2 separate regions of the Homo sapiens genome follow, and region 2 is linked to region 1. A link is an interaction called in ENCODE POLR2A ChIA-PET data of the cell type or tissue named here. Cell type or tissue: GM12878. All regions are shown on one strand. Region 1 holds the start of TRN-GTT2-2 (tRNA-Asn (anticodon GTT) 2-2). Region 2 overlaps ADAMTS4 (ADAM metallopeptidase with thrombospondin type 1 motif 4).

Region 1 (5,000 bases):
TTCTCCTGTCTCAGCCTCCCAAGTAGCTGGGATTACAAGCACGTGCCACCATGCCCGGCTGATGTTCGTATTTTTAGTAGATATGGGGTTTCACCATGTTGGTCAGGCTGGTCTCAAACTCCTGACCTCAGGTGATCCACCCACCTTGGCCTCCCAAAGTGTTGGGATTACAGGCATAGGCCACCACACCCGGCCTATATGCTCACTATCTTAATGATAGTGTTGGATTCACTGGTGTATACATACGTCAAAACATCATTTTGTATACTTTAAATATGTACAGTTTATGTTATACTAAATAACATTTTAAATAATGGTTTCTTGAAAAATTTTGTACATATATTTTGGAGACTATCTGCCCATTTATCTATCTTTACCTCTATATCTATATAGTTATACTGTTTTCTCTTAGGTATATACCTCAGAAAAAATTACTGAAACATGCATACATATGTTCAGCTGTGGCAGGTATGTCCAAATAGCTTTCCAAAGTGGTTGTAACTATTCACATTCCCATGATCTGTATACCACTTTCTATCCAGTAAGAGTTCCATAGTTACAGACAAAACAGAAAAAATAGGATATGTGTGTGTATATCTTGAATAGCCAAGATATGAACCTAAAATTGGATCCTGCAGGTTAAAAAACTAAAACCCAAGTTAAATTCATAGTCTGAGCATGCCTCTTCTGTGACATTTGGTGTATTCATCAACAGTGGGAATGGAAATGAGACAGTTGAGCAGATTATTATGAATCTGAGTGCTTTGAACCTACAAATCTCCCTGAGCCTCCCTTACTAGCAAAAGAGCCCCCTTTCTTCCTATATGAACAAGTTGAAATTCTCTTGTTTGAGGATTCTTTATGATAACATCTGAGACAGTTACATGGCAAGGAAATGCCAACTTATTTCAAGACCCACCTCTATCACCTATTATGTCCTCCAGGCCCATAATTTGAATCAGATACCATCAGAAACTAAGTTTTTTTTTTTTTTTTTTTTTTTTGAGACGGAGTCTTGCTCTGTCGCCCACGCTGGAGTGCAGTGGCATGATCTCAGCTCACTGCAACCTCCGCCTCCCAGGTTCAAACGATTCTCCTACCTCAGCCTCCTGAGTAGCTGGGACAACAGGCGCCCCCCACCATGCCCGGCTAATTTTTTCTATTTTTAGTAGAGACGGGGTTTCACTGTGTTAGCCAGGATGGTCTCGATCTCCTGACCTCGTGATCCACCCGCCTCTGCCTCCCAAAGTGCTGGGATTACAGGCGTGAGCTACCGCGTCCGGCCAGAAACTATTTAAGTTTTTAACTTAAAATATTTAAATTTTTAAAGGCACTTTTCTACAGAGATCTTGTAAAAACAACTCTTATTTTTTAAGCCTTTCCACATAGTTTAGTTGCTTCTTCACAACTTACTGCTCTTCATCCAATTTAGTATATAAATTACTAACTCTAACTGCTTCTTCTCATCTCCATTTCCTCATAAGTGTTCCCGTGCCACGTAAAACTTGTATTAAAGAAATTCGATCTATAGTCTATTAACGTAATTCTCAGGTGCAGTCGGGACCCTAAGAGAATGGAGGTGGAGTTTTGCTGCCCTGCACCCTTTAAAATTTCAGAGAGGTCATTGGGTTTCTCCAGCTCTTTAGCATCTGCTGTGGGAATTAATTGAGCGAGAGAGCCATACTTGTTTTCCTTAGTACTAGCACTCACCTGCAAAGTCTTGCTGGCTGCGAGGTTCTGCAGGAAAGCAGCTCTCAAAGGATTTGTTTCTGGAGGGAAAAGTACAGGAGCCTCTAGTTCAGTACTAGAGGACCTCTAAACGTGTAGGGTGGAGGATGTTATGAAACGTGTTTTACAAAGCAACCATTGTGTAGGATTTTAGGTTAGAAGTAGAACTTCTGGATCTGAAAAGAAGAATGGAGAAAAATAGTAACAAAGGAATTGGAATCTAAAATTTCAGCCGTCCCTGGGTGGGCTCGAACCACCAACCTTTCGGTTAACAGCCGAACGCGCTAACCGATTGCGCCACAGAGACTGACACGAATGGCCTGTTCTTGTAGATCATATTTATAGATATTTAGGTAAACACATGACGATTTCGCTACCTAGAGTTCTGGTTCACTACTACGTGACTGCAAGTCTAGGTCTGAGTTGGGTAATTCTAAAACCTACAACATGAAACCATTCCTGCTATGTGACATTCAGATACTTGCTTGCTTCCTCCCCAGTTTCTTAGCAGCAGCAGAAAGCAATTGGCTCCCAAAGTCGAGACCCAGACACGAGTAAAATCAAATTAACTATTGGCTTGAGGAAATGGGGAATGGAGAAAGGGTGTAGTGAGTGTTGGGAGAATAGCTCATTGCTGATTTGAACTAGAGATACACACTTAGGAAGTCAGCTTGATGTCCTTAAATCGGTAGTTTTTTGAAGCCCAGTTACATCACTTCTTTCTGAATTTCAAACCTACATGCTAAGTGTTTGTTCAAAGAGGTAAGTTAAGTGTGGAAGTGAGCTCTGAAGCACTCCCAGAATATGATTCTCAAGCTTAAATAGCCCATGGGAAAGTACTAAATATCCCATGGGAAGGTACAAAGACATCTGGGACACAAGAGATTGAGCAAGTTGAACAAATAAGCACCCCTCCGCTCCAAACAATCAAAAGCATCCCTGATGGGTCATGGCTTTTCATAGGGAATCACTAATTTATGATTAGTTCGATTATATTTAAGTTTTACACTGAAACATGCACCAGATCTATCAGTTATTTTGACTCAAGAAAATCAATTGTAGTAATGAATGTAATTCCCGCAAATCTTTGGCATTTGCAAAGCTGTTAACTTTTTGAAGTTTTCTACAGTCTGGACAATTTTTATGAAACCCTCTAATAATTTCTACCAGTAGCTTCCATGACATGTTCAGAGGTTTCTATTACAGAAACCCAGGCCACCCATACATCTCACTTAGGCTGAGAAAACAGTGTCACACCCAATATTGTAAGTCAATACAGTTAAGTCTTTCAAATAGCAACAATTTAGTTGACTCTATGTAAAAGACCAGGTCAAAATGAACTTTATAAAATGGAAAATAATAGGATGTTATTCTCTGGCTTGATGGTCAAGCAGCCCCAGATGGAAGACTTCTATGTCTCCAGTATACTTATTGGTTTGATTGAAACATTTCTGTTAAAAGTTCCAGTGGCGAGATTTGCTAGAAACTTTGAGAGACATCGAAGAGGCTCTGGATCCACAGAGTTGGAAGACTTTTTTTTTCCCCTTAACCTTTCTTAAGAGGTCCTCATAAATAATTATTTGAAAAAAAAAGTGAGACATGGTAGTTGCATGACCTAAAAGGGGTGTAACTGCAGTAATCCATGAACACTGGCTCAGCTACTTGAATGGCAAAGTAATTGCCTACTACCACTTTAAGTAGAGCTCAAAAGGGCTGAGAATGCAGATCAGACTAGCGATGAACACTGTTTATAAACAGAAGGATCATGCCAGGAAGAGGCATAGGCTGGCAAGAAAAGAATGGGAATGGTGCATACTCTGTGAAATCAAAATTAGAGAGGCACGATTGCAGTGGTATAAGAACAAATGTACAGCCAAATGTCAGTGTAGAGAACATATATGAAAATATCTTTCCTGATATGCACAGAAGCTGTAGGGTGAAGTAGACAGAGCTCTGCAGTTTCCTTTGGGGGAAGCCATAAGACTCACAATAAGATCTATACAGAAATGAACAAACGGATGAAGAGCAGAGCTGATCTGTGGGAAAGAGAAAATGGGAAAATTTAGAGATCAAATCTGGGCACAGAATATAGGGGCATTCTCAGTGTGTTTCTTGTTATTTTGAGATGAGATTGAGACCATCAGCTAGAACTCTATCCTGACACCCAACCACCAAAAGCTCTTTAGTCAGCTTAGCTGCTGTGTTTCACCCACTGATTCCTTTAACTCCACATTTCCACCCTTGCTGCCAGAGTGTTCTAACTAGCTGGATCTCTAAAGATTCATTTTATACATCCAGAATAGGCAAGCAACTCGAACATGTTGGCAGTAAGCAAACACACACACACACACACACACACACACACACACACACACATGCCCCCAATATAATCCCATTAGAAAGTAGGCAAAGGACATTTCCCAAAAAAAAGACATGGGAATGGTCAACCAACAGTTGTATGAAGAAAATGCTCAACATCACAAGTGGTCAGAAAAATACAAATCAAAACCACAATGAGATATCATCTTACCCCAGTTAGAAGAGACATTATTTAACAGACAAAAGAAAACACCCCAAAACCTAACAAATCCAGATGATGAGGCAGAAAAAAGGTGGGTCTTAGACACCGTTGGCAGAAAAGTAAATAAGTACACTCACCATAAAAAAAACAGCATAGAAATTTCTCAAGAAAAGCAGGCTGGGCATGGTGGCTCACCCCTGTAATCCCAACACTTTGGGAGGCCAAGATAGGTGGATCACCTGAGGTCAGGAATTTGAGACCAGCCTGGCCAACATGGTGAAACTGCGTCTCTACTAGAAAGACAAAAAAATTAGCCAGGTGTGGTGGTGCATGCCTGTAAGCTCAGCTACTTGGGAGGCTGAGGCAGGAGGATCGCTTGAACCTGGGAGGCAGAAGTTGCAGTGAGCCAGGATCATGCCATTGCACTCCAGTCTGGGCTGGAGCAAGACTCCGTCAAAAAAAAGAAAGAAAGAGAGAGAGAAAAGAAAGAAAGAAAAAGAAAGAAAGAAAGAGAAAGAGAAAGAAAGAAAGGAAGAAAGAAAGATAGAAAGAAAGAAAGAAAGAAAGAAAGAAAGAAAGAAAGAAAGAAAGAAAGAAAGAAAAGCAAACAAAGGTACAACTTCTGTAGAATCCAGGAAACTCACAGCTGAGTATTTATCCAACGCAAAGGAAATCCGGATATCAGACAGATACCTGCGCCCCCATGTTTAATGCCGTACTATTCACAATGACAGAAATATCGAATCAACCT
Region 2 (5,000 bases), 240 kb before region 1:
TTTTGTATTTTTAGTAGACACGGGGTTTCACTGTGGTAGCCAGGATGGTCGGTCTCAATCTCCTGACCTCGTGATCCGCCCATTTCGGCCTCCCAAAGTGCTGGGATTACAGGCATGAGCCACCGTGCCCGATTGTTTTTGTTTTATGAAATTTTATTCTAATCTCACATCTTCTAGGCATTCTGCTGGGTTTACACTGGCAGATTCTGGAGACTCCGTTCCATCTTCAGGTAGTCATAGGGGTAACCTCTCACATGGCCATGACTATAACCTTTACTATTTTGAAAATATTCTAGCATTTGTTCCCAGAACAACTCTGTGGGAGTAGATACTGTTAGTCCCATATGAGCAATCTAAGGCTCAGCATCAGTGACTTACCCAACACCACCCAGCTAATAAGACGCCGAGCCCCAAATTGAATCCAGACCCGCTGGCTCCCACTCCAGTGCTCTTTCTACTGTTGTGAAACCCAGACCCCTCAACTATCACCCTTATTACTAAGCACTCATTTGTGTTGATGCAGTTGTTCTTGTTATTTGTTCTTGTTATCCTGCACCTTCATGTTCTTGTCAATTGTATTTGTAGCCACGTGCTTACTATGTTTCCTTCCTGTGATTGGGAACTTCCAGAGGTGAGGGATGGAATTTTCCTTTCTCTGTTGGTCCCTCAGAACCCAGGATAGGGGTCTGCCAACCAAAGGAACGGACCCTGAGGATAAAGGCAGGCACCATGGTTGTGGATCTTTGCCACCTTCAAGTGCATATGGAGAGTGGATGTGGACAGAAATTTGATAACAGTAAGTAACAGCAGCTGCTATTTGTTGAGCACTTACTAGATGCTGAGTGTTATGCTAGTTCTTTATTTACATTATTTAATCCTCACAACAAACTTCTAAGGGAGGTATTATTATTGGCAAATGAGAAATCTAATGCTCAGAGACATGGAGTTAGGATGCAACCACATCTGTCTGACTCCAAAAGGATCACATAAATAGTAGAATTCAATTTAAAAAATATGTACCGGGCGTGGTGGCTCACACCTGTAATCCCAGCACTTTGGGAGGCCGAGGCAGGTCGATTACCTGAGGTCAGGAGTTCAAGAGCAGCCTGGCCAACATGGTGAAACCCTGTCTCTACTAAAAATACAAAAATTAGTTGGGCGTGGCCAGGCACGGTGGCTCACGCCTGTAATCCCAGCACTTTGGGAGATGAAGGCGAGTGGATCACCTAAGGTCAGGAGTTCGAGACCAGCCTGGCCAACATGGTGAAACCCCGTCTCTACTAAAAATACAAAAATTAGCCGGGCGTGGTGGTAGGTGCCTATAATCTCAGCTACTCGGGAGGCTGAGGCAGGAGAATTGCTGGAACCCAGGTGGCGAAGGTTGCAGTGAGCTGAAATCATTCCAGCCCTGGTGACAATAGCGAGACTCTGTCTCCAAACAAAACAAAACAAAAATTAGCCGGGCGTGGTGGCAGGAGCCTGTAATCCCAGCTACTCAGGAGGCTGAGGCATGAGAATCACTTGAACCCGGGAGGCGGAGGATGCAGTGAGCCGAGATTGTGCCATTGCACTCCAGCCTGGGCGACAGAGCGAGATTCTGTCTCAAAAAAAAAAAAGAAAGAAAGAAAGAAAAAAAAAAAAAGATAATCCCTCACTCCCTGAAGGCCCACCCTACCCTTGACTTTTCTTTTCCCAAAAAATAAAATTCAGGAAGAGGAAAGCAGAACAGGTTGTACCTCATACATAAGCACACACACATTTTCACACACACACACACGCATACACACACCACTTATACCTATCACCACCACCCTGGATTTCCTAGCCCCAGGGTGAGGGCTATGAGGGGTCAGGGGTCAGGTTCCCCAGGACCCTAGTCCTTGTCCCCTTCCCTGGTGCTAAATAAAAGTGAATAAATACTAAATAAATACAACTGGGGCCCAGGCCCTCCCTGCCTTCCCCCTCCCTCCTGTGACCCGCAGGGCAGAGGGGGCAGTTTAGATGGAGGGCTGTCTGTCAGCCCCTTCCATCCACTAACCCATCACTGCCTCCCAGGGCAGGAAACCAGGGCAGGGCCAGCCTGCGCATTAGGGCAGAGAGGAGGGGCAGGTCTCACGCCCACAGCCCCTCCCCACTGAGTCTTAGCATGAGGCAGCAACAGAAGCTCTCTCTTTCTCCCAGCTAAGTCCGAGGCCCCGGTGCCCAGAAAGGGCAGCCGGGATAGTGAGGTTATTTCCTGCCCGCCCAGGGGCGCCGCCGAAGGATCTCCAGAATCTGTGCTCTTCGGTGCAGCCAGTCCTGGGGAGTGGGGCGTGGCGTTGAAGGGGTCGGCCGGGGCACGAAGAAGCTGTATCGGAGGCGTGTGTCCTGGGGGTTGCCAGCCACTAGGACTTGCAGTGTCAAAGGCTGGGCCAGTGGCCCATGGCCTGACAGTGTCTCTGAGGCTGCAGTGGCCCCGCTGTAGCGCAAGCTGACTGCCCCAGGCAGTACCACATCTGTGGGGGAGGGCATCAGCGTGTATTCACCATTGAGGGCATAGGAGCCATCTGGCAGCTTCAGGGCCAAGTAGATGCTCCGGTGGCCAGGGTTTCCCTGCTGCCGGACAAGAATGTGGGTGGCCCCCGCGGGGATAGTGACCACATTGTTGTATCCGTACCTGTGTGGAAGGAGTAGATGGGGAGCTCAGGATCACCTGAATCCCCTCAGCCTTCTGAGCTGTGCTTATGTGACTGTATGTGTGTACATGTGTGTAGATGGCTGTCACCCAATCCTATGTGAGCTGTTCGGTCTGGATCAGAGCTACATGCACATGTGCCCTACTGCCTCTTATCTCTGGACCTTTACACCCACTGCCCCCTTATTGAGTTGCCCTTCCAAGCCCCACTTCCTTGGTACCTGTCTAATTCCTACCCTCCTTCTGAGACTCAGCTCAGAGGTCACCTCCAAGGAAGCCTTCCCTGATGCCCACAAGGGCACTCACAACACCCTGTTCCAACTTCGGATGAATACATGGGAAACCGCACTGTAGCTGCCTACTCGTCTATCTCCCGCTAGACTGTGAGCTCTTTGAGAGTGGAAACAGTGCTGAGTTCCCCTCTGCATCACTAGGACCCAGAATGTCCAGGAAGGTAGAGGGAGGAATGATGGTGAAAGAACCTGAATTTCCTGAAGGAGCCTGACTGCTTGCTGCAACCAGAACCGTCCCCTCCGCACACCATGCACTTGTCAAACTTCTTCTTGGAGCCAATGATGCGATCACAGCCAGCATGGATGCATCGGCCCTGGACACAGACCGAGGAGCTGTCCGGGGAACAGGGGGTCCCATCTACCACCTGAGGAAAAGAGAAAGAACAATGCTGAAGGTTCCTCCTAAGTCAAAAGGGGTTGGTAAATCAAACGAGACCCATGTCCCATCAGGGAAGCAATGTTGTCGGAAAAGTTGGATGAAGTAGGGGATGTAGATGGGTGAGTGCCGGCCACCATGTGGGTGATAATCATAACAATAATAATTATTATCACATATAACATCTAGCCAGCATTTTCAGAGCACTGAGTATGAATCAGGCAGCATGCTAAGTGTTTTATAAACACAAATGTAAATCTCACCACCACTATTTGAGGTTTTTAGGGATGGAACGTTGAGGTTTAGAAAAGCTAAAGAACCTGTCCAAAAGCCACACAAATGGCAAGCAGAGGAGCCAAGATGGGAAGTGCAGTCTGTCTGGTCCCAGCACCAAGCCCTAAACCTTGATGGCACTGTCCCTAAATGGACGCTAGAGGGCAGCCAGCCTGTAGAAATTCTCAGGTTGGGGCGAAGGGAGCAAAATGCTGCTGGGGCTTGTTTTTCTTTGTGCAGCCTTCAACCCACCACCCTATCACAGAGAGGGAGTGTAGGGACTTCAGTCATCTCCAGGAGGCCTGTCCATTGAGGGACTGGCTGTCCAGGAGCTGAATGAAACCACCACTATAATTTGACAGAGGAGCCCATGGAAGAGGGGTGAAGGACTTGTCCCAAAGGCCACACATTCGATTCTCACCAAATGCAGCATTAGAAGATGGGGAGTCAGAGGAAAAGAAACCACGGGAAATAGGATAGGCTAGAGGGACCTATTGGCCACATATCTGGAGTCTGGGGCTCGTTTTCCTGATACCCATGTACAGATAAGTCTGAGTGGAATCCTGGACTGGGCTGGCGTGGCTGTAGGAACAGGGTTACTTTGGGTGATCTTTGTTATCAGAAAGCAGAGGGAGCACTGCGGGTGTGTGTGACCATAGACAGGGCCTGGGGGTGTCCTGACCCTCACCCGTGGCTCCAGCACATAGTAGTAGCCCAGTGCCTGGGCCTGGCAGGTGAGTTTGCACTGGTCCTGGGGGGCCACGCCTGTGTAGCGAGGAACCCAGTCCATGGGCCCTGGGAAGCTCTTGAAGAGGTCGGTGCGGTGGTTGTAGGCAGCACACTGCTCCTCGCGGAAGGTCAGGGCTGGAGGGGTAAAACAGTCAGAGCCCCTCCTTCCTTCCTCACATCACCCCACATCCCTCCACCCAACCCCTGAGAACTCTAGACAGCACAGCTCTGCTCTTCCCTGCAGACGGCCAAGGACAATTCCCAGAGGTTAAAGGCACTCCCCACAGCAGCAGGGGAATCAACACCCCCTTGGTCTTGCACTCAAGGGACAGTCCTTCCTGCTCTACTGTCCCCTCCCAAGGGCTCCCATCCCCCCTACTCCTCACCTGAGCCAGTTGGGCAGTCCTCAGTGTTGCAGGAGCGGAAGCGGGTACGGCGGCCCTCACAGTACTTGCCACCATTCCGGGGGACAGGCCTCGTGCAGTCTCGGGAGGAGAACTGGACACCACCCCCACAGGTCCGAGAGCAGTCACCCCATGGTCCCCAAGGACCCCAGCCACCAGCCTGTGGAATCTGCAAAGGCACAGAACGGAAGTGGGGCATAAGTGAACTCTCTCCTGGGCTTAAGGCCAGTCCCCACACCCCCGGGCCCTTT

Evidence for each region. ChIA-PET counts read pairs that join two places held together with the same protein. Peaks named below come from ENCODE experiments on the same cell type or tissue, not always from the same donor. Only the 100,000 strongest peaks of a DNase experiment are listed, where the experiment ranks them.
Region 2: POLR2A ChIA-PET joins it to region 1 with 6 read pairs; 2 of 35 experiments call an interaction of 5 or more read pairs at or near these places.

Annotation. Positions count from the first base shown.
Region 1 is chr1:161,426,116-161,431,115 of GRCh38, forward strand. TRN-GTT2-2 (tRNA-Asn (anticodon GTT) 2-2) reads right to left here and starts at 2,035; the gene lies at 1,962-2,035. RefSeq lists an enhancer at 2,342-2,391. In GM12878, no CTCF peak of the experiment used is centred here; a DNase peak (open chromatin) is centred at 2,106; H3K4me3 peaks cover 888 bases.
Region 2 is chr1:161,188,909-161,193,908 of GRCh38, forward strand. It overlaps ADAMTS4 (ADAM metallopeptidase with thrombospondin type 1 motif 4), which reads right to left. Exons shown (of 9, transcript NM_005099.6): 6 at 4,732-4,918; 7 at 4,305-4,480; 8 at 3,157-3,332; 9 at 1-2,656. The coding sequence ends at 2,230. Among named protein-coding and RNA genes, the nearest start is that of ADAMTS4, 7.6 kb to the right of the region's middle. RefSeq lists an enhancer at 4,030-4,843. In GM12878, a CTCF peak has its summit at 3,780 (motif pointing right); no DNase peak of the experiment used is centred here.